Linked DNA regions of Homo sapiens: regions 1, 3 and 4 are each linked to region 2. A link is a loop called in an ENCODE intact Hi-C map of the cell type or tissue named here. Cell type or tissue: IMR-90. All regions are shown on one strand. Links, peaks and the distances in the headings refer to the core of each region. The heading gives the core; the rest is flanking DNA. Region 1 overlaps MIR3681HG (MIR3681 host gene). Region 2 overlaps MIR3681HG (MIR3681 host gene). Region 3 holds the start of LOC105373433 (a long non-coding RNA gene). Region 4 overlaps MIR3681HG (MIR3681 host gene).

The links. Peaks named below come from ENCODE experiments on the same cell type or tissue, not always from the same donor. Only the 100,000 strongest peaks of a DNase experiment are listed, where the experiment ranks them.
Region 1: it touches region 2 in a loop (4-fold over the local background); 3 of 110 quality-filtered maps call a loop at or near these places.
Region 3: a loop joins it to region 2, with 4 times the contacts of the local background. A loop is called at or near these places in 2 of 110 quality-filtered maps.
Region 4: it touches region 2 in a loop (2.0-fold over the local background); 2 of 110 quality-filtered maps call a loop at or near these places.

What each region holds. Positions count from the first base shown.
Region 1 is chr2:12,530,679-12,538,827 of GRCh38, reverse strand. All of the region lies in intron 4 of MIR3681HG (MIR3681 host gene), which reads right to left. Among named protein-coding and RNA genes, the nearest start is that of TRIB2, 180 kb to the left of the region's middle. In IMR-90, for the core only: no CTCF peak of the experiment used is centred there; DNase peaks (open chromatin) are centred at 3,727 and 4,007; H3K4me3 peaks cover 396 bases; H3K27ac peaks cover 913 bases.
Region 2 is chr2:12,451,674-12,459,822 of GRCh38, reverse strand. The region is part of intron 4 of MIR3681HG (MIR3681 host gene); the gene reads right to left. All of the region lies in intron 1 of LOC105373431 (a long non-coding RNA gene), which reads left to right. Among named protein-coding and RNA genes, the nearest start is that of MIR3681, 260 kb to the right of the region's middle. In IMR-90, for the core only: no CTCF peak of the experiment used is centred there; a DNase peak (open chromatin) is centred at 3,342; H3K27ac peaks cover 1,751 bases.
Region 3 is chr2:12,102,580-12,110,728 of GRCh38, reverse strand. The region is part of intron 2 of MIR3681HG (MIR3681 host gene); the gene reads right to left. It overlaps LOC105373433 (a long non-coding RNA gene), which reads left to right and starts at 1,023. Exons shown (of 4, transcript XR_922808.2): 1 at 1,023-1,177; 2 at 2,404-2,635; 3 at 5,145-5,435; 4 at 5,742-6,173. In IMR-90, for the core only: no CTCF peak of the experiment used is centred there; a DNase peak (open chromatin) is centred at 4,218; H3K27ac peaks cover 464 bases.
Region 4 is chr2:12,168,844-12,176,992 of GRCh38, reverse strand. All of the region lies in intron 3 of MIR3681HG (MIR3681 host gene), which reads right to left. Among named protein-coding and RNA genes, the nearest start is that of MIR3681, 26 kb to the left of the region's middle. In IMR-90, for the core only: a CTCF peak has its summit at 3,248; no DNase peak of the experiment used is centred there; H3K27ac peaks cover 79 bases.

The sequences.
Region 1 (8,149 bases), core at 1,036-6,035, 79 kb before region 2:
AAGTGTGTTTTGCAATATATCCGGGCCTCCTATTTCTCATTTATAAAATTATTATAGAAATGCATTCCATTCTACTTGACTCCTTGAGTTTTGATGCTATTAATAATAAATAATACATTTAATAATATTTTTAAAAATATTTTATTTTAAATAATAAAATGAATATTGCTCAAAGTGCTTTGAAACATTGAGAGGGCTTCCCATGGTGACCAACCTGTGGCAGCGCTTTATTGCAGAGATCTCCTTAGTTAATCAGTCTCTCCAGGTATATGGGGATTTCTGAAATTCCAGACAGATAATCTTATCACAGTGCTAAAGTATTCTGTCCTATAAATGGCAACAACAAAAAGCCATTCATTTCAAGTGGTTAGTAGACCGATAAAATGAAGGAGGTGTCAGTGGAACTTGAAGGATGAGTTTGGCAAGCAGAAATAATAGCACGTCCTTCTTGGAGCCAAGAGGGAGCAACCTGTGTTAACTAATGACAGAGCTGAGGATATATAGAGCAGAAGGAGTGCATGATTGTGCATAAATGCTGGTGCATGCATGTGTGTGTGTGTGAGAGAGAGAGAGAGACAGAGGAGAAGTAAAAAAAGGAGGACAGTGGCAAGGTGGGAGCATGCAGCTCCCATCTGTACCTAATGGTACTTTCTCCTTTAGAGAGTACTGCACTCCCCTCAATCCTCACCCAGGCTGTTAGGTTGACACAGGAGGAAACTGAGGCCCAGAGGACATAATTTATCTCCTTCATTGATACTGGCATGAGAAGAAGCTGAGGCAGAAGCTGAAGGAATGGCCACAAGAGCCAAGGATGGGCAAGGAGGACCTTGATGCTTCTCATCCTGCTGGGACCACTGACCACATGTGGACCTCTCTGCAACTTGAGCAAGGGAGTGTCAGCCTGGCTGACAAAGACATAAGCAGAGCTGGCCAGGGCATTTCTGTGCATGTTCATCCCAGTCTCAGCAGAGAACAGTTTCAATCCATGGTAATGCTCCAAACTTGGTCCCCCCAACACTTCCAGACACCCTTGCTAAGTCAAACACTAAGAGATGCTGGACAGTATTTATTTTTGTCTCTCTGTCTCTATTTATTCTTGTTGAAATAATAATATTCCAGTTAGACCATTTAAATAAAAATTCTATCTCCATGATCTTCAATACATAATATTTTTCGCAATCTTTCCTTTTATTTCTTGTCCACGGTTTTTTTACACACTTGTAATCATAACACACATATCCTCTTGACCCTTCTTTTTTTATTGCTATTATGTAATAAACAATTAGACTTGTTGCTATGGTGTTTCCACGTTATTCATTTTAATAGCTACATAGTATTTTATTCAGAAAATGCACCATAAATTATTGAACCATTTCTGTTTTTTTAGTTGAACTCCCATTTTGTACTAAGACATTCATTGTAGATATATACAATAATGCACTCCATGTTTACTATGCCTTTTGGTACTTTGGTTAATATTTATTTCCTGTTATGTTTTGATAGAATTTGGAAGGTAAGCATCCTATTAAAAATAGGACGCTCGTTGTTATCATAAGAAGTTCCACAAACATTCCGAATACTGTGATGTTCTATTTATATCCATCTACTCAAATACATGGACACTCGGCTCCCTTTTATGGAGTTTTGTGCATTTTGCCTCTTCTCCCTCTCCCTTCCCATTCTTCACTAGTTTAATCTTGGGAGTCTGACATCTTTGCTTAAACACCCCCCACACACACACCACCAGCAGTTTGCTTCTTGTGTCCTGTTTCTAGTCAAAAAGGAGTTAGATTGCCAGTTTTCTTTCTCTGCTTTTCACTTTTCCTGTTCTCTTTTTGCTATAATAATTGCCCATCCCATTCCTTTCTTTTTAAATTTAGCACTTGATTTCATCACTCATATTAAATATTCTTTTCAAGCATTTTCCCCTCTATTCTGTTCTTGTTGTTAATGGATTTAGGGAAATGTGGGAGTCCCTGGAAGGAAAGAGCACATCAGGGCAGCATGAAAGATAATTACAGGCCCCATGTCTGAGGTCGCATTCTTTACTTTGGCCACTATTAAATGAGCTTATTTACAACCCTCAACTTTATCCCTCTCTTTTAAAGAGACGCATATATACATTAAATGTAATACCCTCACCCCCAGCTTCATTTAATTTTACTACCAATAATATTCCCTTTTCAAGGTGTTGGGTCTACCATTTACTTGTTGAATTTTATTTTGTAAGCTGTCTCAATTTAGTTTTTGAAAGGAATGGAAAAACAAAAGAATGGACGTCTACATGATCAAATGCACATAGATTTCACAGTGAAAAAAATCATCGAAAGACCTTCCATGATGTGGCAACTCAGATACAATTGATCTTTAAAACCCAATTGAACAGAATGCCTTAGTAATTATTATTCAGAATACCAAGGCCCTGGCCCATGGTACAATTATCAGAAGCTCCATTTTTGATATTTACTGCATGTTAAGAGAACTCTCTGGAGAGGAACTGAAATAAAACAGTCTCTGGAATCACTGACGAAAGTTTCCCCTAAATGTCTGCTACATACTCAATGCGGATGAGCTGTGGTCCTTGTCATGCCTTCTCACACAAGAGGAAAGATGGTAGAATGGGAATTTCTTCTTTTCCTTGAGTAGCAAAAATTGGCCTGCTATTTACCAAACCCACTCTCTTTTTCTCCTGAGCACACAACTAGGAGACATTTTCAATGTTCCCTGAAGTTAGGTGAGGTTACATGACTGAGTCCCGGCCAATGAGATGTGTACAGAAGTGGCAAGTGCTACTTCCATGGTGGTCCACAATAGTCGATTACATGTCATTTCCTATGCTCTTTCCTTTAGTTTCAGATTCACCCAGATGCCTTGGATAATTTGTTTTGGAAAACATATATTGAAGATATCAGAGCCACAGTATGACAGAAGACTAGGTCCCAGAATCACAACTGGAAGGAAAGTCATGCACTAATGAAGAAAACAATTCTTAAGGCTTATATGAGCTGAAAACAAACTTCTGTCATGTTGCTGCCTTTATCCATTTTTAAAAGATGTTTGTCATCAGTAGTGCTACTCTAATAAAATACATCATGAGCACAATAACTTAAACTGGTCTCATTATAAATCCTAGATCTCCTATCATCACAGTTTAAATCCAGACTACTGGTGTGGAAAGGTATATAAATGCCTTCCAGAATCTGAAAGGCATAATTTTGTTCACTTATTTCAGGTTTTACTAAGGATTCCATACCCTTGGCTTCTGTTGAATTATTTCATACACACTATTTTGTAAAGTAGATAGAAGATGTGCCTAGGATTTAGGGTTTTTAATGTCTTTCCATCTTCCCAGGATGCCTATATAGTAATCATTTAAAATACAAGACAATCCAATAAGATGACATGAAGCTTTCCATGAACTCGAAGAACCAATGAGAATAGATCTCTCTAAAATATTGGTGAACAAATGAATACTTGCCAGAGTCAGAACAATGAATTTTAATTGAATTATTGCACCCACCAGGCATTCCAGAGCCAAAGCACTTTTCCTTTTTTAAGTAACAATTTTGTCTTTTAAAAAGTGTATTTCTAGCTTGACATAAGCATGACTTTTTCTTTCATGTGTCATGTATAAATGGAGCAATTTATTTTCTTTGGACTCACAGAGTAAATCCTCATCTTTGCTTGTGCTGATGGGGTGCAGGCATGTGTGGGAGGAATTCTATGAATGTGGAGCTTTTCCCGTGGGTGCAGAGAGAGTTTGATGGGAGCTGATGAGGTGTGTGTGTGTTCTTCAGACTTATCAACCACCACATGATGCTGGAAGATGAGCCAGTGAATTTGTGGGTGTTGAGCTTGTTGGATATTCTGGATGCAGGTTTTTTTTTTTAATTTACTATTTAATAAAACCCAGCTGACAAGCTTTTTTTGTAAATCATGTTTATGAGATATGAGTCAGTGATGACATATGCATAAGCGATTCCAATGAAAGGAAAACCTTTAAGGCAAGTAGTCCTTGGTTTTGTGGGAAGCTTAGCCAAGCATGTTGCTCTAGCCTCTGGGGTGAATTCTTTCCTAGCTACAGTGAGACGAGAAAATCTTCAGAGCACATTCCAAGATGGGGCTTTTTTTTTTTTTTTCTGTGAGAAGGTGAAGACAGAGACCAGTTTGGTTTGGTGGTTGTCATTCCGACTTCCCACACTGTCATAACTAGGACATGGCTGTGAAAGAACAGCTTGAAGATGAAGCAAACCCTGTTCTAGTAGCCGGGGAGCCTTTGTTTAGTTTTAGTTTAGTTTTTTGTTGTTGTCGAAGCTTTTGAAAGTCTTCTCTGAAAGTGGTTCTGTGTAGTAGGGGGGAGAGACAACTTTGTTGTTTTCTAAGAAACAAACAAAAAACCTGCTTCTTTGAATCTCCCAAATGCAAAAGCAAAGATACTTTCCTTGTACCTTCCTCCAATTCCTGCCACGCATGTTTGGGTCTCATCAGACTTCTTTCCTTACTGTGCCATCCAACGAAATGTCATGGTCCTTGAATGGCTTTATTAAATATCAGATGGCAAATACGTATGCAGTCATGAGGCACAGGAAATAGCAAACCATCCTGATATCCTCTAAATAAGCTGAACATTTCACTTGAGGGAAGGTATTGCAGATATTCCAGATTGAGGAAGAGAACACACCCTCTATAAATTGAAACCTTTCATTACAGTTTTTTAAAATCTCATATTTTCATTAGGAACTGGAAATAAGATCAATTTTCTCTTGGGAACTATATTGAAAAATATAAAGAGACAAATATAACCCAGGCAGAGAGGAATTGATGGGCACTCAAGTAGGAAATTTTTTTTAAATAAAAACTTACCTGCCCATGGTATGGTTAAGCTTGACTCAACTGCAAAATGATTTTTGTCATTGTTAGATGCCATAAGGTATTATATTAGCAGCCTAACCTACATGAGAGATTGTATGACTCAGGAGTTCAAACAGATCATCAATATTATGGCTAGAACCAAGGTTTTTAACAGTTCAGGCTACTTTCAGGAAAACTCTTTCCAAGTGTCATATGTATAAAATGTTTGGAATTCTTATTTAATGCATTCTATTATTTAGAGGGCTTGCTTCTATTATTCAGGGGCTGAATAGTGCTTTGACTTAGTTATCTACAAAATGCAACTTAAAATACAAAGGAGGGAGAGAAAGACAGACTTCTGTCAGAGGTATCCTCTGCAGTAAAACCTTTGTATTTTACTTCCTAGAAGAGCCCAGGTCTTGATCTGAAGGATCTTGAACTGCCCCAGGCATGACTGTGTGACAAAGCAGTATATTAAAACAGTTGAGCATAACCACTGGAGAAAAACTGCTACTTTTTGCATGAGTTTTCTGCATCGAGTACAGCAGCTATATCCTACTCAGTTCTGAGCATAAAAGTTTAAAAGTGAAATTGACAATTTGGAATTTATCCAGAGAAGAGCAACTAGTATGTTAAGTATTATAAAACCAGAAAACTACTTCAAATGAGGAGATAACACTGAAAGAAAAGGAGACATTTAACTGAAGAAAGAAAACTGAATGGGGACCCTAATTCCGTTTTCAAGTATAAGGGAACTGCCAAGAGAAAGTAAAATTTGATGCTTTCTAGGTAGCTCCATAGAGTGGAAAATTAAGGAGATTTCAGTTGAATGATTATTTAACTGATAATTAAAATAAAATGACCTGTCTCATAAGTGACTTCTTATCACTGGAAGTAATCAACAGAGATCCTTGGTAATCCTGACAGGGAAGCTATAGGTGACATTTACAATGGATGAATGTGGTCAGATTGTTTCTATGGCTCTCTTTCTGCTCCAGCCTTCTGCAATTTCATAAACCATCTGTTGTGGCTTTTTCGTTGTTGTCATTTGTTTGTTTTTAAGACAACCCTATTAAATTGATGTAGAAGAGCCAAGATTAAGAGACTGACAAAGTTTATGCTGAAAAAGCCCTGTCAATGGATTTGATGACACGTAGATGTTACGTGATATAAGCACAGTAAGCCTTTCCTGTTCTCATTAGTTCCTCATACTGATTATGTCCAAGTTTCTCTGAGTAGGTAGCCAAACCATCATGAGCTTTGGAGGTTTTCTCCTTCTCACGGATGTCTTATTAAAAGAAAATTCACCAGCATCTAGCAGAAAAGTACTGTTTTCCGTATTTTATCATCTAAAGTGCCATACGACTCAGACATTGTATCACCGACTTACGCCTCACAAAAGACATATCAGGTTGTTACCATTCCCTTTTTGCAAATGAGAAACTGAGTCTCAGTGAAGTTGAGGGTCATCTGCCAATAGGCTTTTATGGAAGATATTTTGGAATGGAGAGAAAAGTCAACTTTCTTGTGTTTCCAGGATGTTACTTCAGCATGTCCACTGGATACCTAGGTATCCAGTAGGATACTACGTATCTGGATAGATCAAGGATACTGAGATGCTACGTATCTCAGCAGATCTGGTGGAGAATTCCTTAATTTACTGGAAAAGAAAGACTAAGCCAACAACTCTTTGTGAGTATGACAAAAAAGATTTATGTTTTTGCTGAATAATTTTGCCTGTGTTACCTACACATTAAGGATTTTATTCCTCAGTAAATCATCTGTAATAAACCAACCATGTAAAATTTCCTGTCACTATAATCTTGATGTCTTAAAAATTAATATCCATGTGGATTTACAAGTTTAAAGACTTTTTCAGATGAAAAGTCTCATTTTTGAATTATTTTAAATGCCCAAGAAATTTAAAATACCATCAAAAATATGAAATACTTGGAATAAATCTGATGAGAGATGTGAAAACCTTTGAAAATTGAGTGATTTTAAATATAATAATTGACAATTAGAGCTTTCTCTTCTATGATTGCCTAATTTATTCTTTGACTATATTTTTTGTCTCTTTTTTATCATTTATGGAAATTCATCATTTTGTCTGACATAGCCATTTAATTTTTTCCCAATTTTGGTATATCAATTTTCATATTTCATGTTATTTTTTGTCATATTACTTATTTTGTTTTTTAAGCATTCAGGTTTCAGGTCTTTTTTACAATGTTTTACCACACTTAGATTACACTTACAGAGCTTTATTTTATTGATTTTTCATAACAGTTTATAATTTTTTTGGAATTTAATTTTTAAAAGGTATTTTCTGAAATATCTTTTCAGTGTGTTTCGTGTACAATGTATTAAACAGAAAATCATTTTTCAGTTCAATTAAAATTTTATCTGAAATAAATTAGATTATCACATTCTGGATTTTATTTATTTTCACTGATCTATTTATGCATTTATATTCAAGTGCATAAATGACATTATTATATTCCAAATAACATGTTTAAACTTTGTGTTATTTTAATACATCAAAAGCACAAATCTTTCCACAGTAATTTCTTATATCACAGTTTTATTTACTCTGTGTTATTATCCCATTGCATTGGAATTTTAAGAACTTTTTATAGAAATCTTTGTCTTTTTCCTTCATCACTGAAAAAATGAAATTCTTATTGGAATTATATGAAAATTTTATGTATGTTTTGTTAAAATGAGCATTAAGATATCACAATTGTTTTCAAAAAGTATACATGTTTTCATTTCAAGAAATTTTATATTTTTCTATATAGGTCTTATATCTTTTGTGTGAAATACATTCTTAAATATTTTATAGCTTTGGCATATTTTCACAAAAAAAGTTTTTCGGCAGGGCACAGTGGCTAATGCCTGTAATCCCCGCACTTTGGGAGGCTGAGGCAGGCGGATTACCTGAGGTTAGGAGTTCAAGACTAGCCTGGCCAATATGGTGAAACCCCATCTCTGCTAAAAAATACAACAATTAGCTAGGCGTGGGCACTGGTGCCTGTTATCCCAGCTACTTGGGAGGCTGAGGCAGGAGAATCACTTGAACCCAGGAGGCGGAGGTTGCAGTGAGCCAAGATTGTGCCATTGTACTTCAGCCTGGCCAACAGAGCGATACTTCGTCTCAAAAAAAAAAAAAAGAAATTTTTCAGCTCTTTTTATAGCTGATTATTTCTAGGATTGGGGAAATCTATTGATATTCGTGTGCCTTTAATTCAGCCCCCACACCAAATTAATTTATTCAATCTAATCTTTTTTTGGCCAA
Region 2 (8,149 bases), core at 1,341-6,340:
GAAATTCACAGCACAGAGAATGGAACTGAATGTATACAATTTTGAAAAAGAAATCATATAGGAGGTTGGTTCAGCAACCTTAGTTCTAGCAGGAAATGCAGACTGTCACAAAGATAATCTAGTTGTATTTCAAATGTATGAGATAATCTCACTGAAGGCTACAGGGAAGGTGAAGGAAGATGCTACCCTAATCAACTTTGGAAATGAGTGATTACTACAAGAACAAAGGCAAAAGCAACTGTACATAAGACCTATACTCTAGTTGATAAAGTAGTTTCCAGTGAGGCTACAGGTTAATAATACTGATACAGTTATAAATATATACAAAAATTGAGCCATTGGTAAATGGATGGTGGATTGTGGAGGCCTCGTTTTTTAACTGTTGAAGTAGACAAGCAAAAGGAAAAAGCTAGAATCATCCATGTGGCAATAGATTAGAGTTGGAGACATGAGTGCAAACTCATGTTTAGCTTAGTATAGATACAGATAGTTAAATGTAGAAATATATACAGATATGTTTATATAAGTGGGTTGGTATACACATGTACGTCTCCTTGCTCTGTTGGCCAAGAGGGTGTAGAAACAATGACACCCCAATTGAATGAGTATAACTAGTGCCCAGATTTGGGGTTCTAATACCATTCTTTTTTTTTTTTCTTTTGAGATGGAGTCTTGCTGTGTCACCCAGGCTGGAGTGCAGTGGCGTAATCTTGGCTCACTGCAACCTCCTCCTCCCTGGCTCAAGCGATTCTCCTGCTTCAGCCTCCCTAGTAGCTGGGACTACAGGCATGTGCCACCAAGCCTGGCTAATTCTTTTGTATTTTTAGTAGAGATGGGGTTTCACCATGTTAGCCAGGATGGTCTCGATCTCCTGACCTCGTGATCCGCCCGCCTCGGCCTCCCAATGTGCTGGAATTACAGGCATAAGCCACTGCGCCTGGCCTCTAAAACCATTCTTGAAGAAAAAGAACCAGGGCTTCTTGGAGATATGGCTGGTTCTAGCACTGGAGTAGGGAATGCACAAAATGAGCTTGGAGCATCTTGTAATGCCAGAAAGTAGAAATGCTTAATACACACACACACACACACACACACACACACACACACACATTGATGGGGTGTTTTAGAGGAACACAGGAACCAACTGAAAGAGTTCCCAGCGGCAGAAGCTGGAACAACTTGGCAAAAGAAAAGAATAAATCATTGTGGTGTTATAACCAAAATATAAAATAAATATCAAGAAAGCCATAGTAAGACAAAAAAGATTGAATACATAAAATAATAATGGGGAAAAATAAACAAATATCTCTAGTATTTGTGAATGACTGAGTTAATGTTATCTATAAATAATATCATTTGATATTTTGAATAAAAAAATTTAAGCCCTAAAAGGATTATTATGCTACTTTTATAAGAATTTTTCTATTAACAACCGTATCTGAAATTTGCAGGTTAAAATTTCAAAGTCCTATGACAGTCCTTTTCTGTCATTTCTGGAAACACACTTGCTAAATTAACTTTGAGTTTAAAGTGCCGTCAAGCACCCAAAAAACTGCTATTGCTGGACTGATGCCAAAGGTTCCCAATTTCTAGGTGTCAGGTGTGTTTGGATAGAGGCTTCAGTTCAAGTTTATTTGTTCTATGACAACAATTTTAAAAATCGTACCTATCTCTGAGCCTTCAGGCCTATCACAGACACAAGAAATTCCACATCTTGTGAAAAATGTGTCATTTGCATGGCATTTTCCCTTTGAGAATATGTGTGTGCACTTTCTGTGCCAAAGACAGTAGAAAGTGTAACAGAGCATGTGCTGGGTGAGGGAATGAGCTGCGGCTGAGCAATGCACTTCAACTGCTTGTGGAAACTCTCGACTGGGGATTGTCTGTTTCTTCCCTTTAGATCAACAAAGAAGTATCCAGTTTACTCAAAGTACCAGTGTTGAATCTGTGCAAAACATTGAGTCCTTTGTCTGATTCAAAACCCACATCTCTTGTATTAAGCATGTAATTATGCACCATAATAATGTCTCACGTTTTCCCAAGATTTTATATTTAACCAATTTCATGTCAATTATATCACTGAACACTAATTCCCTTTCCCCATCCTGTCCCATTCTCTTGCACTGCCAACTCTTCCCTCAGAACACATACTCAAGAAGCATGGAATGTTGACCATGTTTGGAGGTTGAGGAAACGGACATTTGCAGAGGGTGAATGATGCCCCAAAGTTAGAGAAACACCAACTAGAGAAGCAACTGTGTAAACAGACTATGAGCTGATGGTTTTGTTTTTAGGGACACAGCTCAAATTCCCTAGGACTGTGCTTTGCTTATAGTACACCATTAGATGGAAGCCCAGCTCTTGCACAGTGATTTCTGGCACCTCTGAGTGTAGAAGTATTTCTCCTTCTTCAATCTCCCTCCATACCTGCCTCCCCAGGCTCCATAAACTTCTCCCTTATGATGCCCTGCCATCTGCTATTTCCAGAATCCACTCACAGATGTGCCTCTTCTACCAATAAACTGTGAGCATGTGAAGGGCAGTGCCCATGGCTGACTCTTCCCTGTATCTGTTGACCCCACCCCAAGTATTAATGTAGGTCCTGGGGCGGAATGATGTTTGATAAGTGAGCATGAAACAGGACCCATTACGGCGAGCAGTTTAAGATGAGGAAAATTAAGAGTTGGAAGGGAACTAATATGTATTGATCCCCTATGCATGCCAGGCTATAGCCTCAGTCCTTTACAGTTATTCTCCACTAATTTCTGACTTCCTATTACCATCCTCATCATAAAGAGGAAGAAAATCCCACTCAGCGAGATTAAGTCATTTGCCAGTCATCAGGATTTGCATCCAGATTGGGCAATTCCCTAATCGGTACTCTTTGTACTAAAAGACAACCCCAGGTGAATTGGCAGGATCCAAAGACTAATCCTATTTATATTCATCACAGGAGCATAATGTACCAAATACCTGAGAAGAAACAGGATAGGAAATTTTCTGTGTGTATTTTATCTGTGCAGGGAGCATTGGGGTCTATTTTCATTGGCTTTATCCCCCTTTTTTTTACTTAAAACTAATAACAACTGAATATTTTCCACTGGCGTATAAATGGATGTCTCAATTGCAAAGGTGCCGACAGCTCAGTCTTACTTAACTTTCAGTTTAGGTATCCACCCTGCATTGCACAATCATCAAATGAGATATGATGCAATTTTTTTTAAACAGACTTTGCAAAACAAGTATTGAGTAACCAGAATCTCTTTTTCCTTGTATGTGCCTAGCAACCTTGCAGGTCTGTTTGACAGGAAAAATTTGCCCTTGGACAGCAATTCAGAAAGATACTTAAAGGCTGAGAAAAGCATGAGGCTCTGGAGTGTCGCAATCAGTGGGTCAGGCTGATTAACCAAAAAGGAAGTGCTTGGGCTCCCCCGTTGCTCCGCCCCTCTCTGTGTAAGGCAGCAGGGTCAGAGAGAGAAGCCAAATTTATCTGACACATTCCTCTGTTTACTTTGTGGACTGTAGAGCTTGGTGAAAAGCTTTCTCAGATATATATATTATATATAATATATATTATATATATTATATATTATATATATATTATATATATATTATATATATTATATATATTATATATATTATATATTATATATATAATATATATATATTATATTATATATATTATATAATATATAATATATTATATATTATATAATATATTATATATATTATATATTATATAATATATATATACACACACACGTACATATATGTATGTGTATATATAGTATATATGTATATATATAGTATATATGTATGTGTATATATAGTATATATATATGTATGTATATATATAGTATATATATTATTGTTAAAAGAATGATGCAACATTGCAGAAATTTTTGAAAAGTGAAAAATTAATCATGCATCATTTCATCACCCCAACAAATGTGTTTTCGGTTTTATTTATTTCCTTCCAGGCGTCCTCCTCATTCATACATATTTTACACACTGGGACAGAATCCAGGAAACACCATCTGCTGAGCACTATTTGGTCAGAAACTGGACTCAATGATTTAGATTTTTAATCAAATTTATTTCTGACAAAATTCCTCCAAGGTCAAAAGATTGTCTCCATTTTACAGATTAAAATGCAACCACTACCTAAGAAAATATTAGTACCTGCCTGAAGTTCCCGGGTCAAGTCATGAATCTGGGATTCAAATACAGTTTTGTTTGCCCACAGAACCAGTGGTTTATTCTACATCGTCACTCAGCTTTATATTTTTCTTATTTACCATTATATATAAGTATGTTATTTTATGATACTCATCTATATTAATATGTTAATATATGTAATCTAAGTACTAATGATGTGTCACCATTTACTCTACAATATTAAGTTTTGGAGCAGATATTAATCTCAGCCTGCAAAAAATCAATTTTGCAAGAATGTAATTGTATTTTCTGTACATGGGCAATATTCATTTCAAACCTCTGTTTTGCTACATGGTAGAAACTTAATCTCATCAATTGGGGACTTACACTCCTGAAACCTGTAAAATTCCAGAGATTGTTTTTGTGTTCCATGTTCTTAATTAGTGCCATGCTTGGGTAAAAAGCCACGCATGTGGCTTTTATGTTTACCTCTCTCCATTGTAACATCCCCTGGGATGGCCTGATACCCTTCCAACTCCTAGTTATCGGTCCTTAAATGCCACTGCGCATCCTCCTTTGCCCGACTGCAAAGCCTGTGCACTTCCGGCTTAAAGTAGCCACTCCTAGGCCTCTCTTCAGAGCAAGAAACAGGAGTAGCAGGACTGAGTGAATTGGTTTTCCACGCCTTCATGGCTCTGGCTTTCCATGGTCTTGCTTTCTCATTAGTTGGATTCCTATTTACAATGGATCTGCTGCATTTCCAAAGAAGACTCTCAGCCACATGCTACAAAGTTATCAGCAGCGGCTGTGATGATTGGGATGAAACGTGGGATGTGTCAAGGCAAGAGAGGACACTCAAGTGGTGGCTCACACCTGTAATCCCAGCACTTTGGGAGGCCGAGGCAGGCGCATCACGAGGTCAGGAGATCGAGACCATCCTGGCTAACCCAGTGAAACCCCGTCTCTACTAAAAATACAAAAAAAAAAAAAAATTAGCCAGGCGTGGTAGCGGGCGCCTGTAGTATGAGCTACTTGGGAGGCTGAAACAGGAGAATGGCGTGAACCCGGGAGGTGGAGCTTGCAGTGAGCTGAGATCACGCCACTGCACTCCAGCCTGGGCAACAGAGCGGGACTCCGTCTCAAAAAAAATAAAATAAAATAAAATAAAAAAGAAAAGAAAAAAAAAGAAGTGTAGCCTCCTTACAGATGACCAGTGAGTGGATGCATTTTATTAGTTCTCTGGAGAAACAGAAACTATAGGATGAAGATGTAGATATATAAAAATGAGATTTATTTTAAGAAATGGCTCTGATGATTGTGGGGGCTTGGAGAGTCCAAAATTTGATAGGGGAAGCTGGCAGGCTGAAAACGGGAAAGAGTTTCAGTTTGAGTCCAAAGACAGTCTTCCAGAGAATTCCTTCTTGCTGGGAGAAGGGAAAGTCAGTCTTATCAGTCTTACATTCTATTCAGTCCTTCAGTTGGTTGGTTGAGGCCCACTTATAAATGTGGAGCACCATGAGCTTTACTCAAAGTCCAGCATTTTAAATCTCACCGAAAACACCCTCACAGAAACATCCAGAATAATGTTCTATGACATATCTGGGCACTGTGACCCAGACAAGTTGACACATAAAATTAACCATTACAGCATCCCTTGCATGAGCTGGCACCATAAACATAAACAGCAAAAAGGGGATACCTCCCCGAGGCCCCCCCGCCGGGACACCTCCCCGAGGCTCCCCCGCCGGGACACCTCCCCGAGGCTTCTCTGCCGGGATAACTCTCCGAGGCCTCTCTGCTGATTATTCTAATCCACCTTCTCAACTTTTTAGGATTACTCCAAGAAAGGGCATTTTCTTTAATTAAAAAAAAGCAAAGCGATAAACAAAAAAAAAATCCTGTATTTACAGCACATTATTTAATTCATTTGAGAAATATTAACAGTTCCAGGCACTATTCATCTCTATAGATTCACAGGTGAATAAAATCCTATTATTTTTGTCTTAAGGAATTGACTTAACGCAAAGATAGAAAACTAAACAAGAAACAAGAAACACTACAATAATTGCTTAAACTGCAATAATCAAAGGTACTAAGGGACTTTTCCATTTTGGTCTTTCATTAATTTTCCTTTACTGGTTTTCAAGTTAATGTTATGCCACCAGCTGCCCCCAGACAGCCCTAAGAAATGTGCCACTGTGTCGGTGGTGGGGACACCATGGAAGGTGACATGCACAGCTTCACATGGTGGCTGCCCTATGAAGACGTGGGACAAGCAGTATCTTGATTTTAGAAAAAAAAAAAAAAAAAAGAAAAGAAAAGCTGTGCTTCTTCTCAGCCACTGGTTCATTTTTGCCTTAAGGACCAGTTGACTTTACAAGTGATAATATATGTAGTTTTTCTTTGTCTTAGCTATAAAGGAGAGAAAAGACAAATGTGGGTACAATCTGTGGTAACCCTGTAGAACCATATGGCATTCATTCTGCACACTGACTGTGCTCCAGAGTGTCTCTTCTCTGCTCTCTCTCTTACTTTCTCTTTATTCCCTTATTTTTATCACTAGATTTTTAAAAATCTTATTTTAGTAAATGGTCCGCTGACAGCCAACTCAGATCCATTTTGGAAAGACATAGAAAATTATGTAGGTGGATGGATGGATGGATGGATGGATGGATGGATGGATGGATGGGGAGACAGTTTCCTTTCATAGAGTTAAGGAAAATGTCATGGAAACAATGATACTTTCAGGCTTGGTCGAAGAGGATGCATGGCTGTTTATTGGAAGGGAAGGAGGGCAGCTTCTACCTGGGGCAGGTAGTGGGGAGGGATGGGGAAGCTGGATTGCACTAACCTTTGGTGAACAGAGCTAATTAAGTAAGTTACTTAATAATCACATCATCTGGTTAATGCAATTCAGAATGAGTCCCAGATACTCTGGTCATTATGCTGATGGAAAGCTTTTTGAAAAAAAAAAAAAAAAAAAAAAAAAAAAAAGGCCATCTCCCTCTGCTCATCCTGTAATTATCCATTTCTTGCCTACCTCTTGCTGTTTTTGATAAGAGCCATTAGGATAATAATTACAGGCTCAACTAATGTATTAATAACTCTATGGATGTACATTTCTTGATGCCTCTGTGAAAGACTGAAATATGTTAACCTTTTAAATGTCTTCAGTCACAGGCTGTGTCAGACTTTTATTAATGGCCCAGTTCAGCTGCCCAAACTCCAGCTAGCTGCAAGCGCATATGATGTGTGGTAACAAAGCATTTTCATCCTGCTCATGGTCACTTCCCTTTTTAGGAACTTGAAATGAAATACTGTGTTTATCCTGTATATCCTAAGAATGTACGTCAGCTGCAAGCCCTGAAATAGACACAGTTTGCTGCCCTAAATATTTGATTCTTGAGTCAAGTTATTGTAATTGCTAGACATCTTTCTTTAAATATAGAAGGACAGTAGAGCTGTACATTTGAAATAAACATCATGCTCACATATAACACAGTTTCGATTTGATTTTTCAAAAATAATTTCCTCAGGTTTGGTGAGTGCAGTAAATGATGAGATATTTAATTCATCGAAAATCCTACAGCTTTAAGGAGACATGATTAAGACGTCTCTGGGTTATGAAAGGGCATTTCTAGCAGTTAAAAGAATGCAGTTACTACAGAACGGAAACTTCAACACACCCTTTTGTAAAACCATTGTTAATCTGCCATTGCCCCAACTCTATGGCTGCTGTTTCGCTGATAAGTATTTTCAGATTAAAGAGTGAAAGCAAATACATTTACCACAGACAAAAACACATATTAGGGGACCTAACTGCCTTTGAACCGTTTGATAGCTTATCTCCTACCTCCAGGGCATTAAGCTAAAGTTGCAAGGCTGCCTGACACCTGCAGAAATAGCCCTGGGACAAAAATATTTTCAGGTATTCTTGCCTAGTACTTGCTAAAGTTAGAGAACAAAATAAAGGACTCAAAGCTCCTGTGTG
Region 3 (8,149 bases), core at 2,129-7,128, 350 kb after region 2:
GCACATACACTAAGGGAAGTGAGGAAGCAGGTGATAGTATGGTTCCTGCCCTTGAGATACAGGGATAATGAGATCTCTCATAGACCTGCAGATGTTCATATCATTTCAGATCCCAGAACAGGCATCCTCCCTTCACTCCACGTCACAGGGATGTATATGCTCCCAGGTACCATGGCACTGTTAAGAGGTCGCTCTGATTATAGATCTTACAGAACTCATATTTCATCCTAAAGAATGTAGAGCTTTTGTAGTTTCTAATGTCCAGGCAGAGAAAAGGATATTTAAGGACTCTGAAATAACATGGCAGGAAATTGAGATTCACTTACTGCATATAAAGTGATCGAAAAATCCCCTCTTTCACTATCTCTTTTCCTCTTGGGTCTGTGGTTCACAAACTGCAGAGCATAAATCGTGAAGCAAACCATGCTGGAATATCAATAAACCCACATCGACCCGAGGCAGGAACTCAGCTTGCAGTGTGGGGATGTTTTTTTTTTTTTAGACATTGGTTGGCAGCCAGGTTGATGAAAGGAGAAACCAAAGAGAATAACAGCTTTGCAGCAGCAAAAAAGAGAGTTAGAATTCAGGAAATGTAAGCCATGTGCCTCTCTGTAAATTCATGAGGAATGAAATCTCACTGGTGGGGTGGGGAACAGTATAAATAATAAAAACACCAACACTATCCCAGACAAAGGCTACAAACCCCAAGTCTGTGTAGTCCCCAAATGTCATGAGTTGAATTGTGTCCATCCCCACCCACCCCAACCCCTAGCAAAATCCATATGCTGAGGTCCTAAAGCTCAGCACATCAGAATGTGACCATATTTGGAAACAGAGTCTTTACAGAGGTAAACAAGCAAAAGCAAGGTCATTAGGGTGGGTCCTCATCCCATCTATGGGACTGGTGTCCTTATACAAAGGTGGAATTTGGACACAGACATGCAAAGCATGAAGTTGATGCATGCAAACAAGCCCACACTGGTGTGAGCATGGCTGGGGCCCCAGAGGAGGGTAGACGTGGACCAGGGGCAAGAGTGATAAACTAGAAACAGCTTGAGTTGCTGGAAAACCAAGTGTGCTGTAGACAAGAGCTCAGCATGAAACCGGACCCGCCAGCAGGCCCCAGATTGTGGAGAGCTTTTAGGTCCAGCTTGATTGATTTAAGACCACCTGGCTGGTGAGTAGCAGAGATAAGACTTAGGTCTTCTTTCTCCCAATCCAGTGCTAACTCTACTAAGTCATAATAATGGCTAACATGTATTAGTAGTGATAATAAGATACTGAGCACGTTAAATCATTCAATCTTTACAAGCACCCAATAAAATAGATATTATTATTACTAATTCCACTTTTCCAATAAAAACTCTGAGACTTAAATGGGAAGTTTAAGTATTGCTCAAAGACACACAGCTGGTAAGTGAGTATCAGTTTTCTTTTTCTTTTTTTTTTTTTTTTGAGACGGAAGTTTCGCTCTTTTTTGCCCAGGCTGGAGAGCAATGGTGCGATCTCGGTTCACTGCAACCTCCGCTCCCCGGGTTCAAGCGATTCTCCTGCCTCAGCCTCCTGAGTAGCTGGGACTACAGGCATGTGTCACCATGTCCAGCTAACTTTTTGTGAGTTATTAGTAGACACGGGGTTTCACCATGTTGGCCAGGCTGGTCTTGAACTCCTGATCTCAGGTGATCCACCGGCCTCGGCCTCTCAAAGTGCTGGGATTACAGATGTGACCCACCGCACCTGGCCAAGTATCAGTTTTCTTAACCATTGTCACTGTCTTATGGTTCTTCTGTGTTGTCTTCTGTGGCATGAGTATGTACAGGAAAAAAAGATCGGCTTATATAATGCATTTGAGATGGGAAAATTCAAGTACGTGTGATTGTGCAAGTTATACGGTTATATTTATTGAAAAGAGTACCCTTTTATCCATTTATTTCTCAATATGGTAAAATTTGACATGAATTTCAGGGATGCTTAATATTTGTCTTCAATGGAGACAGCAAAACAGAGCCCAGGGTGACTTTTCTCTTGCTTTGCCTGTCTATGTCTCATGATGGTGTCCTGAGGAGCATTTTGGTCAAATACGATTAATGTGCTGATGCATTTATTCCTGAGAATCTCAAATATATCTATTGTGAGACCATCTAGAAGAAGAGTCTCTTACGAAGAAAATGTGGTTTAAGAAAAGGAAAATGAACCCTCAACCCTTATCTGGACTAATAAGCAATTATTTGTCAGAAAAGTTAGGGTTGGGCAGAAGAATTACCCTTGAATGCTACCATGAGCTCTAACTCCCTGCAGTTCTACATCAGTGTTTTGACAGAATGCATGAAAATACTGTGTTGGAATATGACTTCCAAAGAATTGAGGAAAAGTAAAGTCCACCCATCTCTGCTCTTAATGCAGTGCTGAGTATGTGTGTGTTCCACCCTTGATGCTATGTTAGGAAGAGAACACGAGACAGGAGGCTGCTTTCTTGATGCAGAGCCAGGCTGAGAAAAGTAAATACCAGAATGTGTACGATGTCAGATGGGCAGAGGCCCAGCAGAGAATGGAGCAAAGGAAACTATAAGGGCAGCAACCTCAAGGCTGGGGAGTTCAGCATGCAAAGAAGATCGACCTGGCATTGGTGCTTAAGGTATGTTCACTAGTGCTGAGCTTGGAGCCAGGGGGAAAAGAGGCTGTGGTGGTCCCCTGAGAGTGTGTGGATTACGTGTCGGCCAGGGCCAGTGCTGGATCTCCACAAAGGGCAGGGCTAGAGAAAGTTGCAGAAGGCTTCAGAGGGAGCAGTGTCCTCATGGTTAAAGCACAACTGAAGTTAAGGTTCCCACATTCAAATCCAAGCTCGAGTTTGGGCAATTACACCACCTTACAGGCCTCAGCTTCCTCATCTGTAAGTTTATGATAAATCATAGTCCTGATTTGATGGGGATTTGTGAACAGCAAGTAAAATAATTTCTATAAAACACTTAGCACAGCCCCTATCCTAGAGTTAATGCATGACAGATATTAGCAATGATTATTATTATTTGAAGAGCTGACATCTGAGCTGGGCTGTGAAAGACGAGTATTTTGCTAGGTGGAAAAGGGTGGGGGAGGACATTCCAAGGAGCGAGATTAACATTGGAATCGATTTTCCAGGCCAAGAAGAAAAATACCTCCTTTGTGAAAAGTTCCTTTTTAGCCTGACTATTAGAAAAAGCAAGCGAAGAATTTCATATGGGAAATGGGATCTGAAACTCCACCTTTCATTCTGAAATCCAGGAGATATAAGTTTGCATTTTATTATTCCCAGTGGGTTGGTCTTTTTTTCTTAACCTCCATTTCCACTTCCCCTCAAAGTACTTTGCTAAAGCATTTTGCTCTCACACCAAGAAATGAATAAGTTGTTTTGGAGCATATAGGGATGTTGGTAAATGAAAACACAAAAGCTTTTTAAGTTGATCAGCCCCATCGGTCATTGGTTGGTCAAACATGTATTGGGTTTTTTCTCCATGCCAGGCACTATTCTCAGTTAGAGGATATAAAGGTACTTACATCATTATCGCTGCCTTTGAGGGGCTCTGACTAGTGAGGAAGAAGACGAGGTAACCAAACAATTATGATTTCAAAGGACAGAGGAAACAGCGAGGTTCCCAGCAAAGACAAGCATAGCATGGAGGGCCAAGGGAAATGTTACATGATAACTAAAATCAAAATTAACCTCTTAAAATTCCTCTCTGGAAAGAACGCTGGAGTTCAGCTGACTATATAAGACATAGGTTGTTCTCCAAGTCCCACCTGGTGAGTATGATGAAGTGTGCATGACTCGGCCCCGTATATAAGCTCTAGAAAGCTTCTTTCCCATTGATAACCACATTTGTTACAGGAACCTTTTCCTCCCACTGGTGTTTCACACTTTCAATTTCCTCCTTCTGAAAGAAAAAGTTTAATCAGGGTTGAATTAAATTAGAAATGTTAATGCTGGGATTATTACCTCTGCTTTCGGAAGAATTATCTTTAATAACGTATTTCATTCATCAGCCCTGAATGCAGTTTTGAACCTACCACCTCCTGATGTAGTGGAAGCAGGGTGGAGCTGGGTTTCCAGGGCAGATTGTGGCTTTCAGGCTTTATCAGGCATTGAAGGCTCGTGTCCCACATGGAAGGCAGCGTCCAGTCACTGCTCATTCAGTGTCAGCATGCAATGTACAGCTGCACAGCTGCGCGGGGATTCTTGGAACTCAATGAAGATGACTCACAGGGCTGGGGGTAGGAAGGACGGCCCCTTGGGGTGCTGGGGAAGCCCGAGGGAAGCAAGTTTAGTCAGACCTCCTGGGCTGCCTCCCTGGGAACAAGTCATCGGAGACAACATTTTTCTTTTCTTTCTTTTTTATTTTTTGAGATGGAGTTTTGCTCTTGTGGCCCAGGCTGGAGTGCAATGGCGCAATCTTGGCTCACTGCAACCTCGGCCTCCTGAGCTCAAGCCATTCTCCTGCCTCAGCCTCCCGAGTAGCTGGGATTACAGGCATGCGCCAACACACCTGGCTAATTTTTATATTTTTAGAAGAGATGGGGTTTTGCCATGTTGGTCAGGCTAGTCTCAAACTCCTGATCTCAAGTGATTCACCCACCTCGGCCTCCCAAAGCGCTGGGATTACAGGCATGAGCTACCGCGCCGAGCCGGAGACAACATTTTTCTATCCCAGTCTTGCTGGCTCTTCCAGGGAGGAAGCCGGGATGTAGCCGGTACAAGCCCTCGAGGCAGAACCAGGCAGACTTCCACCCTCCACCCCACCAGCTCTGACATTTTCTACGTGTACCTTGCCTAAATCTCTAAAGCTATAGGTTTCCCACTGTAAAACCGGTTAGCAAAACCTGCCCTGTAGAGTTGTAATGATAATAAATATAGAAACACTTCCGTGACTGCCAGAAAAACTAAAAGTAAAATCATAAATGCCTAGCCGAAGTCATTATGAGTTCCTTTCTCTCTCACTGATAGATTGTGAGCAGGACACACGCTCACGTGTTTGGATGCTCCGTGTCCTAACACAGCAGGGGTGTTAGCTGAACAAGTGATGAATAGTTGTGTTGCAGGAATGTCTATGTAGGAGGCTCAAGTGTCTCATCTATGGCCTGTGGTACACCATTTTTATTTTCACTCCCAGCACCAGAGAACCAGCACCTGAGAAAGGCAGAGAATAGAACTCAGCATTACCGACCTGGAGTCGGGAGCTCCAGATCTGCAACTCATTTCACCTCCTTGGGCCTCAACTCCCACTTTCTACAGGGGGAAGTTTGGGCTTGTGAAGATCTTAGATACCTTCCAGCTCTACGTGCTCTATGGAAGAAAGCCAGTATTTATTGAATGCCTACTATGCGCTCAAACCCGGGCAATGCTATGGGGCATTTGGCGACAATTCAGTGGACACGAAGCCTCTCGCCCATCCCTGATTCAGGTACCCAGTGCAGAATCACCCTTGGGGGCTCATCTGTACACTGTGGAACGGGATGCCGGGCTGGTGGGAAGGCAAGAGGTGTGGCTGGTAGCTGGAGATAGGCATGGCAGTGCCCTAAGTTGCACGGTGGTACCTCTAGGAGACTGTAGTATCTCCTCTCACACCACAAGTATCCAGGAGTCAGAGGGAATGTGATGTTAAATAACAAATAATAAACACCATGACAGACAGAGACAGTGGAAAAAAACAAAAAGCTTTATATTCCAGTGCCTTTACCAGCACATTTTTCCCTCGTTTTTGAACAAGGATTCCCCACATTTGCAACAAGCCCTGCAAACTAGGTAGTCATTGGGCCTGCCGAAGACTGCATAACATGAATCCAATCATGAGAAAAGATCAGACAAACCCAGCTGAAGGACCTTCAATCAAATCTCTCTCCTGCGAACTTCCAAGTCTCAAAGTGTGGGAGGTGAAGGAACGACTTCAGAACTGTTCCCAGTTGAAGAAGACAGAGCTAGACACAACAGGTATTTCCGAACTGAATCCATTTGCAATAAATCATACATTGGGAAAAATTGGCAAAACTTGAATGGTGTCTGAAGTTTAGATGATACCAATTCATTAATGCTAATTTTTTTGATGGCTAGATTGTATTTTTATAAGAGAATGCCTTGGTTTGTAGAAAACACAGTAAAATATTCCAATAGCATTGGGCATCATTATTTGGCTCTTTCAAATATTGGCAAATTATTTGACAACGTTTTAGAGAAAAATTGTTTTGTATTTTATCTGAAACTTTTCTGTAACATTGAAATTGTTTCAAAAAAAATTTTAAGAAAAAATATCAAGCCATGTTTAAAAAAAAAAAAAAAAGAAATGGCAAGCAAATTGAAACAAATGCACAGAGCAGAGAGGTTACATGGTGTGCCTAAAATTACTGTTGTCAGGGTCAGGAGCTGGGGCATCCACACGAGCCTCCTCTGTTCGAAGCCCTGGATTCTCTATCCTCTCCCGCTCTCTTGTTCAGAACACAAGGACTACGCTTCAAACTCCTGGCCTTGGCAGGCTGGCTAGAAATGGTTTGTTTCTCTGCTTACTGACCTTGTCTGACTTTCCAGACAACACTCTAGATGGTTTCTCTCTCGACTTTACAGGCTTAAATGTATCAGGTGCTTGAGAATCAAGTTTTGGCCACTGGACACCATGACCCGGTAGAGTTCTTATCATTCCATTTCTAGAAAGTGATGGAGAAGCTGTAACAGAGTCCAATATATTTGGCCAAGGGTGCTAAGCAAGAAAATAAAATGACACAAATACAATTTAAAGGGCTCTGGACTCAAGACATGTGGAAAGAGGTGGATACAGAATTACAATTGTTTAAAGTAAATAGTGGAGCAGTACAGGCCCCGATGTAGAAGCATAAAGGAATTCATAATCATGCATCAGAAGCCTTTTCAGACGAGACAGCTTTTGAGATTTTTGAAACCTGAATAGGTAACTTGATATCAATTAAAATATAGTCATATATAAAAGTTCTTAGTTGTACCAAAAGCAGAAAGATTTTGCTGTGTTGCTAGAAAAGTTTATAGTCTGCAGTTCATATATACATACGTACATTTGGCACATCATTAGCAGTGTCACTGAGACATACGACACTGTACAATGTGGCCCCTGCCTTCCATAAGCTCCTATTCTAAGGAGGGATACAGAGAATTAAGCCAATTGAACAAGAGAACAGAGTGAAGTACCCTGGGAAAGATGCATGGACAGAATGCAGATACAGAGAAGGAAACGGACGCCAACCAAGGAGATCAAGATACAGTTTCCTTCTAAACACATGGAAACACGGACAACCTGCTAACTTAGTATTTTACTGAATTACAATACACTGTCAGATAATATAATAGAAGTTGCACTCACACAGACTTGGGTTCCCGTCACAGCTCCTGTACGGTTTTAACCAAAATAGTTAACCTATTTTAGCCTCAGTTTCCTCAACTATAAACTAAGAAAAACTAGACGTACCTCCTAAGAGAGTAGATCTTAAATGTTCTTATGCACACACACACACACACACACACACACACACAGTGAGAAGTATGTGAGGTGATGGATATGTTAATCAGCTTGGTTTAATCAGTCCACAGGGTATCTATGTATTAAAACATCGCACTGAACAATATATACCATTCTGACTGGTCAATTATACCTTAATAAAGCTGGGGAAAAAATAAACTTACCTTATGAAATTAATTGAGATCATTGATGTGAAGTGCAATTCATTAGAAAATACTCAGTCAATTTTAGCATTACTTTTATTACCATTAATTATAATTTGTCTACCCATGAATTTTATTCAACATGAGAAGAAATGCTAGCTCACCAGTCACCACACAGTGTGCTGTGTCATCACGGCCACAGGAAGGGAAGGGTCATGTACGGCCTGCAGGATTCTGAGGGACATCTCAGTTGCACCCTTTCTCTGGAGCAAGATTACAGATATGATCCAAGTAATTTTGACAAGGGGTTGGACACAGCATCCAAAAAGCACCCAAAGGAATCCTTGTCTGACCAAAGTGAATCTTCACTGTCAGGCCACCTGACACAGAAAGCCTTCAATAAATTCTTACCAAGTGGATGAATGAATGAATAAATGAACAAGTGAGTGCATGCATGAGGAAGGATATGAACAACTCTTCTCCTTTCACATGAGT
Region 4 (8,149 bases), core at 1,090-6,089, 280 kb after region 2:
AATTAGGCATAGTTTTATTGATTTCTAATAAGATTTGGGGAATTTTTAAATTCTGAGTATCAAATTGACAGTTGGAGTTCTTTCTTTCATTTTGTTCACGTTTTTTCTTGTTGTTCTGAAATGCTGTGTCACATTCATGTACTCATGTGGAACCTGAGTGTCAACATGTGAGCCTGCAGCCTGCCTGCTGCATTGCTCACCTGGGTAACACTGAAAGCTCTATGTGCATTTGTGAAAAAAAAAATCATGAATTAGATACATCAGTCAGAGAATCATGTCAATCACAAAAGACAAAACACTCCTTTTAAGGATGAAACCTGGTTTGCAGCTCACTTTCTCCAATAGAGCCACTGCCCAGACCTGTCCAGCCCTCACCATCTGGCATGTCTCTGCAGCAGCTAATGTTAGAGACCTTCTTCCTATAAACAGCATCTCCCTTGGTTTTGGTGGGACTATTCATATCTTGTTTTCCTCCTGTGTATCAGATCATTCCTTCCAGACTTTTCTTCCAGACTCCACTGTCTCTACATCTCTTGTATGCTGCTGGCCACCCAGATTTTTGCCCCAACTTGCCCCAACTCTCTGCTGTACTTCCTCTGCATTTTGTAGGCTCTCACTCACTGTCCTGGCTTGGGTCCCCATCTCTACACTGATGCCTCTCCTGCCTCCCCTCCAGACCATCCTTCTGAGCTCAGGTTACAGAGAGCCAGCAGCCTCTGCACGATGGGACCCAGGATCCCAGAGTGTGCACCCACTTTGTCTCTAACTCTGGCATCAGCCTCCTAGTCAAGTCATCCAAAACACCGGGAATGATTCTGGACCTGTTCTCTCCTTCATCTGCTGCAAACTGAGTCTTGCGTTTTCTGTTTTCTCAGCATCAGATACTTTTTCCTTTTTCTTCATCCCCTGTGAGATGCTGACCACAGTCCTGGCTCACCCTTCTCATGCCAAGACCACTGCCATCCTGGAAAATGGGCTGTGTGCCTCTAACCGCAGTCCCTGCCACACTTCCTTGAACACTTTATAAAATTCAAATCTGATCACTCTTTCTTAACCCTCTTCAGGGTCTTCCAGTGCCCAGAGGATCACTTCCATCCAGAGTAGTTCATCATACGAGACCCTAGTAATCTGGCCCCTGTGTTCTCACTCAACACTTCTCTTTGAACGAATGCACAACTACTTACAATTCTCCCAAACTGCCATGTTGTTTCACGCCTCTTTGCATGCCTTGAAACGGAAATACCACTACCACCGCCTTCGGTCATTCTCTCTTGTTCACTTTTCAAGCCTCAGTTCCTCTTCCGTAAATCTCCACTCCTTTTCTGGGAGAATTATTCTCTTCCATGTTCCTGCTGACTTCTGTCTCCCACAACTCACTCTGTCAGGCCACACTGCCCACGTTTACATGTCTGTGACTCTACCACCTGCTGGTGTGTCAGTTTGACTAATTCTCTCAGTTTGTCTTGCCTTGCTTTCTTCATCTATAAAATGGGTATAGCAATACCTACCTCAGAGGTCTGTGCTCAGGATTAATTGAGTTAATATATTTAAAGTCCTTAGTGCAACATCTCCCAGAGTAACAGGCACATATTAGGTTCTCAGTAAATGTATAATTGAACACATAGAATAAGCAAATAGACACCAGCTACTTTTGTCAGCCCATGTATTAGTTTTCTGGAGTTGCTATAATAAAGTACCACAGACTGGGTGGCTTAAACAACACAAATGTATTTTTCTTACAGTTCTAGAGGCTGGAAGTTTGAAATCAAAGTGTTGGCAGGGCTGGCTTCCTCTAAGGCCTCTCTTCTTAGCTTGTAGATGGCGTCTTCCTGCTGTGTCTTCACATGGTCTTCCTTCTATTCATGTCTGCATTCCAAACTCCTCTTCTTGTAACGACATGGGTTCTATTGAATGAGCACAACCCCATGACCTTATTTTCCCTTAATTACCTCTTTAAAGGCCCCATCTCCAAAAACAGTCACATTCTGAGGTACTCAGAATTAGGACTTCAATGTATCAACTTTAGGGGAGAACAATTCAGCCCATAACAGTCCAAGTCTCTCAATTTTTACTGATGTTTTATTTTAATCCTTTGATAAGTAAACAGAAGAGACAGCCATGTCCTACTGTTGAAGGATGGACAGTGTAATGTCACAGTGCTGATATTAACATGTTCTGAGGCCTGTGTGAATGTCGTAGCTCCACTGGGCCTTGGTTTCCCGCTCTATAAAGAAAGGAGATGAACCTAGGTGCTGACTTCAGTCTCTCCCATCTCTGATGTTTGGGGATTATATGAATAACAAGTGCACACCCAAAAGGTAATTTAGAAAATGTCTTCCTTCCGTGTACCTTTGGACCAAGGGTCTCCTATCTGTACATCTAGGTCATTGTTGCCTCATGGGTTCCTAGTGGGTGCGGCTCATCTATTTGCAAATTTTTTTTTACTTCATCAAATACTAAATCTAACATTTTTATATTTCTCTAAAATGTTTCCTCTTTTTATGTGTTGCTGCACATGCATTCTGCTATAAATTGTTAACCATAGTTTAAACCTAAATTTATAAAACTCAGCCAGAATACAGAAATCAGAGCAGTACTAACCTTGAGGGGGTGAATACAGAGTAGGAAGGGGCCCGAGGGACCATCCAGGATGATGACAATGTTCTATATCATGACTGAACAGTTGTTACAAACGTACACACTGATGTAAGAAATCCATCTAGCTTTGGACCTGAGAGATTTGTGTATTTTACTAGATGCAATAATACCTCAACGAAAATATATAAATACCATAAGGATAGATTGCACTTGGTGACAGCTACCATGCAGAAATGCTGACCTATCACTTTTCTCTGAGCAGTTGGTCCTGTGATCATTTTGGAATGTGACTTTTGTACTGCCTGCAATTCAGGAAGGGAGGATGTAAGGAGACCAGAAGGTTAAGTCTTTTTCAGTACTCTTTCTATCCACATATTATCTCTAAAAAAGTGGAAGGAAAGAGGAAATTCTAAAGGAGCTGAGAAAGGGCTAGATGTGTTGGGTCTGAAATATCTCAGTATCCAGAAATGCTTGAGGGATTAGGACTCCAAGAAAGGAAGAAAGACACAAGCCAGTCACTATCTCCTGAGATGAGGCTGTTAGAGACCCAGAGAGAGACCCACTTCCCCTCTGGAAGGAGTTTCCACAGGGATGAAATCCTATTCACATTTATGCCTGTGTTCTTGCCCAGCGTAGTCCTTATCCCAGCCATTAGTGGGCACTGGGTGACTGGAGCATTCTCCCTCTGCTCCTTCAGTCCTTCAAACTTGCAAAAAAAAAGATAGATTACATAGATGATAGATAGATAAATAGTGATAGATAGATAGATAGATAGATGATAGATGTAGTAGGAGTGATTGATAGATTAGATAGAGGGACAGATATAGATAGATAGATATAGATAGATAGATAGATAGATAGATAGATAGATAATAGATAGTGGTAGATTATATAGATGATACATAAATAGATGATAGATAGAATGATAGAGTGACAGAGACAGATGATAGACAGATAGATATATTAACAGATAGTGATAGATAAATAGGTAGATGGACAGATAGAGATGGACAGAGATGATAGACAACAGAGTTATAGAGAAAGAGAGAGAAGGAAGGAAGGAAGGAGAGAGAAAGAGAGAAAGGAAGAGAGAGAGCAAGAGAGAAGGAAGGAAGGGAGGGAGGGATTCACTAGTGATTAGAGTTCTGAAAGGAAAACATCTCCTTTGGCGTCACTCTCTGACACTTAGTGTGATGGTACCAGCCCAGGCACAGCAGTGAGGACTTCCCCTCAACATGTGAAAAATAAATCTTTCTTACTTACCAGCTTCACTCTCTCCAGGGATTTTGGATCTATTCCTGCCTATGTGTGCTTGGAAAGTAGTACTAAATGGCAAATGATTTTTTCTATAATTATGTTTACATAGTATTTTTATTATATGCAATCTGAAAAATATCTTCATCATATTTTCTAACATGGGCAAATACATGTCTTAATAATCGTCTGAGAGGGCAATATCTAAATTTTTAATGTATTACCTGTTGTTTTCCTAAGTACTTAACCTTGGCCATGGTTCTACAAAGTGTCCATCCTCCAGAGGGGATGTTAGAACATCTTACGGAATGGATTCCTCTATTTATCCCACAGTAATAAAGACTTAAGTTCACACAAAAACCTGTGCACCTATGTTTACAGTGGATCTCTTCATAGAAATGGCAGACTAATTAATGGTTACTGGGGTTAAGAAGGGGATAGGAATGGAAGAGAAATGAGTGTGGCTACAAAAGGGCAACAGAAGGGCTCTTTGTGATGATGGAAATGTTCTATGCTTTGCCTGTATTAATCTCGATGCCTTAGTTGTGATATTCTCCTATAGTTGTCCAAGATGTTACTACTAGGGAAAACTGAGTTAAGGGTACACCACAGGGTCTCTGTAATAGTTCTTACAATTGCATGTGAATCAAAATTATCTCTAAATTAAAACATTAATTTTAAAAACTAAAAACAGATGCCTCAGGCATGGAAGATAGGATCACAGGCATGGGAACGGGGTGCTGGGTAAGGAGGTTCACCTATTAAAGCCACCTCTTCAATTCTTCCTCTGACAGCAAAGGTGTGGGCTTGCTGCTGCTTGAGGGGAAGAGTATATGGCAACTGGGGACCAAAAGCTCACTCTTTTCCAATGCCAGTGGATGGTGGGAAGGAGACAGGGAGAGAGAGTATGAGCACACGTCAAGCTGAAACTACCTAGACATTCCCCTCTCAGTACTAGAAAGGGACAAGGAAAGTGACAGCACAAAAGGTCTCTTGCCCTCACCAACCCCAGCAGAGCCATATCAGCTTTGAGGCTCAGTGTGGCCAGAGAGAGGGGAATCCTGAGGTTTTTCTTTCCAAGCCACCTATTTTCTTGAGTTTAATCAACTCCAAGATGTGAGCAGGGCATCCAGCAGGACTGGTAGCTACTAGGAGCTTAGGGGATGTCACCCAGGGGCCAGAGCTCCAGCTCAAGAACCCCAGATCTTTGCTCTGCCAAACACACACAGCTTGATGAGGAGGACCGGGAAGGGCAGGGGGGTTTCTGCCGGGGAACACATGGATGTGCTGCAGAGGTCGATGCACCCCCATTCCACAGGAGGTCAATGTATCCCCATTCCACAGGAGGTCAATGCACCCCCATTCCACAGGAGGTTGATGCACCCCCATTCCACAGGAGGCCGATACACCCCCATTCCACAGGAGGTCGATGCACCGCCATTCCACAGGAGGTCAATGCACCCCCATTCCACAGGAGGGGGCACAGGAGCTCTGCACTTAAGTTCACACACTGCCAGAACTTTCCCTAAGTGTCCCTTTTATAATAAAACTGTAATCATAAAGTATAGTGTTTGCCTGAGTTCTGTGAGTTGTTCTAGCAAATTATCAAACCTGAGGGGGTCATGGGAACTGATGTGGTTTGGCTCTGTGTCCCCACCCAAATCTCATCTTTAATTGTAAACGCCACATGTCTAGGGAGGGGCCTGTAATCCCCACATGTGGAGGGAGAGAGGTGATTGGATTATGAGGGCAGCTTCCCCCATGCTGTTCTCATGATAGTGAGTGCATTCTCATGAGATCTGATGGTTTTATAAGGGGCTCTTACCTCTTGTCTCTCTCTCTCTCTCTTTCATCTGCCGCCATGTAGGATGTGCCTGCTTCCCCTTCCACCATAATTATAAGTTTCCTGAGGCCTCTCCAGTCATGTAGAACTTGAGTCAATTCAACCTCTTTTCCTCATAAACTACCCAGTGTCTAGTATGTCTAGATTCCATATGTCTAATCTAATACAGATTAGAGCAGTGTGAGAACAGACTAATACAGGAGCCCTTGAATTTATAACCAGTTGGATAGAAGTGCAATGGCCTGGAGACCCCCATAGTGTGGCTGGCATCTGGTCAGGGCAGTCTTGTGGAGGCCTAAGCCTTTGACATGTAGAGTCCTGCGCTAACTCCAGGTAGTTGGATCAGCATTGAATTGCAATCCACCCAGTTGGCATGGAAACAGGACGGAACCCTACTCCAAGCTCTAGATGTAGGAACAGTATTCTCAGCAGGTCAGGGGTCCCTCCTTTGTGTACCACTGTGCCCTGCCTGACTTCTACCTTAGTGCCTCTGATGTGCTTGGGAATTCATTTGTTTGAATGAATGTCTCTCCCACAAGACCCAGGCTTCTCATGGGAAAGGACCAGAGAGCGCTCAGGTCTCATGGAAGTTAAAGTCTTTTGAGGGAGTGTTTACGTTTAAGTGTTACATATAAGTGTTTTACAAAATCCTAAGACCGTGTGCCACATCACCAAGGCCCCTCTGCCTTGGAAGAGGCCAGGAGCGTGGTGAGGTACCCTGAAGCTCAAGCACCACTGGCCTCACGGCAAACCTGCTGTGTCCAGGCCCACATCTCATCCTCCCTGGCATCCGGCTCGCAGAAGACATTCTGAGCCCGTGTACCAATGAATGAAAGATTAAGTAATTCATCCACAAACACAGATCCAAGTAGGAGTAAGGCATTTCTTAACCTTAGACTTAAAAGATGATTTGATTCCTTCTGTTTAGATAACAAGGGCTTTTTTTTCCTTTGAGGTCTGACCTCACTTACTATTTTTGCCTGAGTCCCTGCAGTGGGACTGGGACGGACACACAGGCTGTGATGACAGGGTCTAAACACACAGGAGCCGGGGAAGCTGGTCATCTGGTCTTTGCAACCAGTTTAGAAAAATCCCCCAAGAAATTTGTGTTTCATTTCAAAGTTAAACCACTAAAGAATCAAAGAAGGGAGCTGAAATGCAAATTTAGGGCTCATTTTAACTTTAGGAGGATTTAAGGTCTTTGTCTCAGTGCCAAAAGCTTTCTCTTTGTGGAGAATCCAAGTCATTAGGTTGCCCTGGCATTTGCTGGGGTTTACAATAAAATAGTTAGAGGCTTTTTCACAGTCACCCAGCATTAGGAGACGTGTTGTGTGGCACGTCATGCCTCTCATACCACAAGGAATTCTGGAACCACTCCTCCCCTTCCTTCCTGCTGTCACTGCCCTGGTTTGGCCTCAGAAGCGGGTCTGAGATGAACAAAGAGGCACTGGATGTGAGATCACACCGACCTAAGTCCCTCTCTGACTGGCCCTGACGTACCAGCTGCGTCATTGAAACTTCTCTGAGCCTCTATTTATTTATAAGATCCCAGCATTCAGTAGCTGCCACCATCTTGGCATCTTCCCATACCCTGGGTACAATTTCAAGCTCCTTTTGTATGAAACAGGAATCCCAATTTTTCATCTCAGGTAGCTGAAGAGTGACATCTGAAGTGTCACTTAGAATCACTACCCTGGCTTCTATCTTCAGCTGCAGAGAAGACTGTGCTACCAAGAGGATAAATATGAAAGGGTCTCTCTCACCAGCCTGAAAACAGCCGGAAGGTACAGTCATGTGCCATGAAGGGCTCAATGGAGGTGGCTGGGTCATGCCAGGGTATGCAATTAGGAGCTGGAAACCATACAAAGATAAACTGAACAGGTCAGATGGTAAAATCAAGAGATGATGTACGAGATAGGAAACTATCTTCTGGTAGTCTCATGCCTCCCTAGGGAAGCATGAGACCTGTTTCGCCTCTAGGGAACCAGCAACTCATTACTGAATCACTAAAATGTTGTTGACGAACTCCTCAAGCCCCAGAAGGAAATGAGCTTATGTCCTTGCCCGTGTCTCCCTTTCATGCCTCTGAACCTCCTCCCCAGGCAGTTGATGAAATGGTCATTTGTACAGGGGTCACTGTGAGTTCAGAGCAGCCTGCAGTTCTCCAATTCACAGCAATAAGAGCTGGATGTGTTTCAATTAGGTTCACAAGACTATGAAGTCATCCTGGATCCCAATCAGCTGATTAAAAATAATCACATTGCATTTTCAGAGAACTTGAGTATTTTGAGGATAGGAAAGAGTCTAATTATTTTTCTATATGATTGCCTCATTCTAACTATTCCACAGTGGCAATGGAAACTAATGTTTTCCAGCACCTCCCATTGACTAGGCCCCTTGCTAGTTGTTTTTCCTGTGTTACTTCCTCTTATCCTGACATCAAACCTTGAAGGC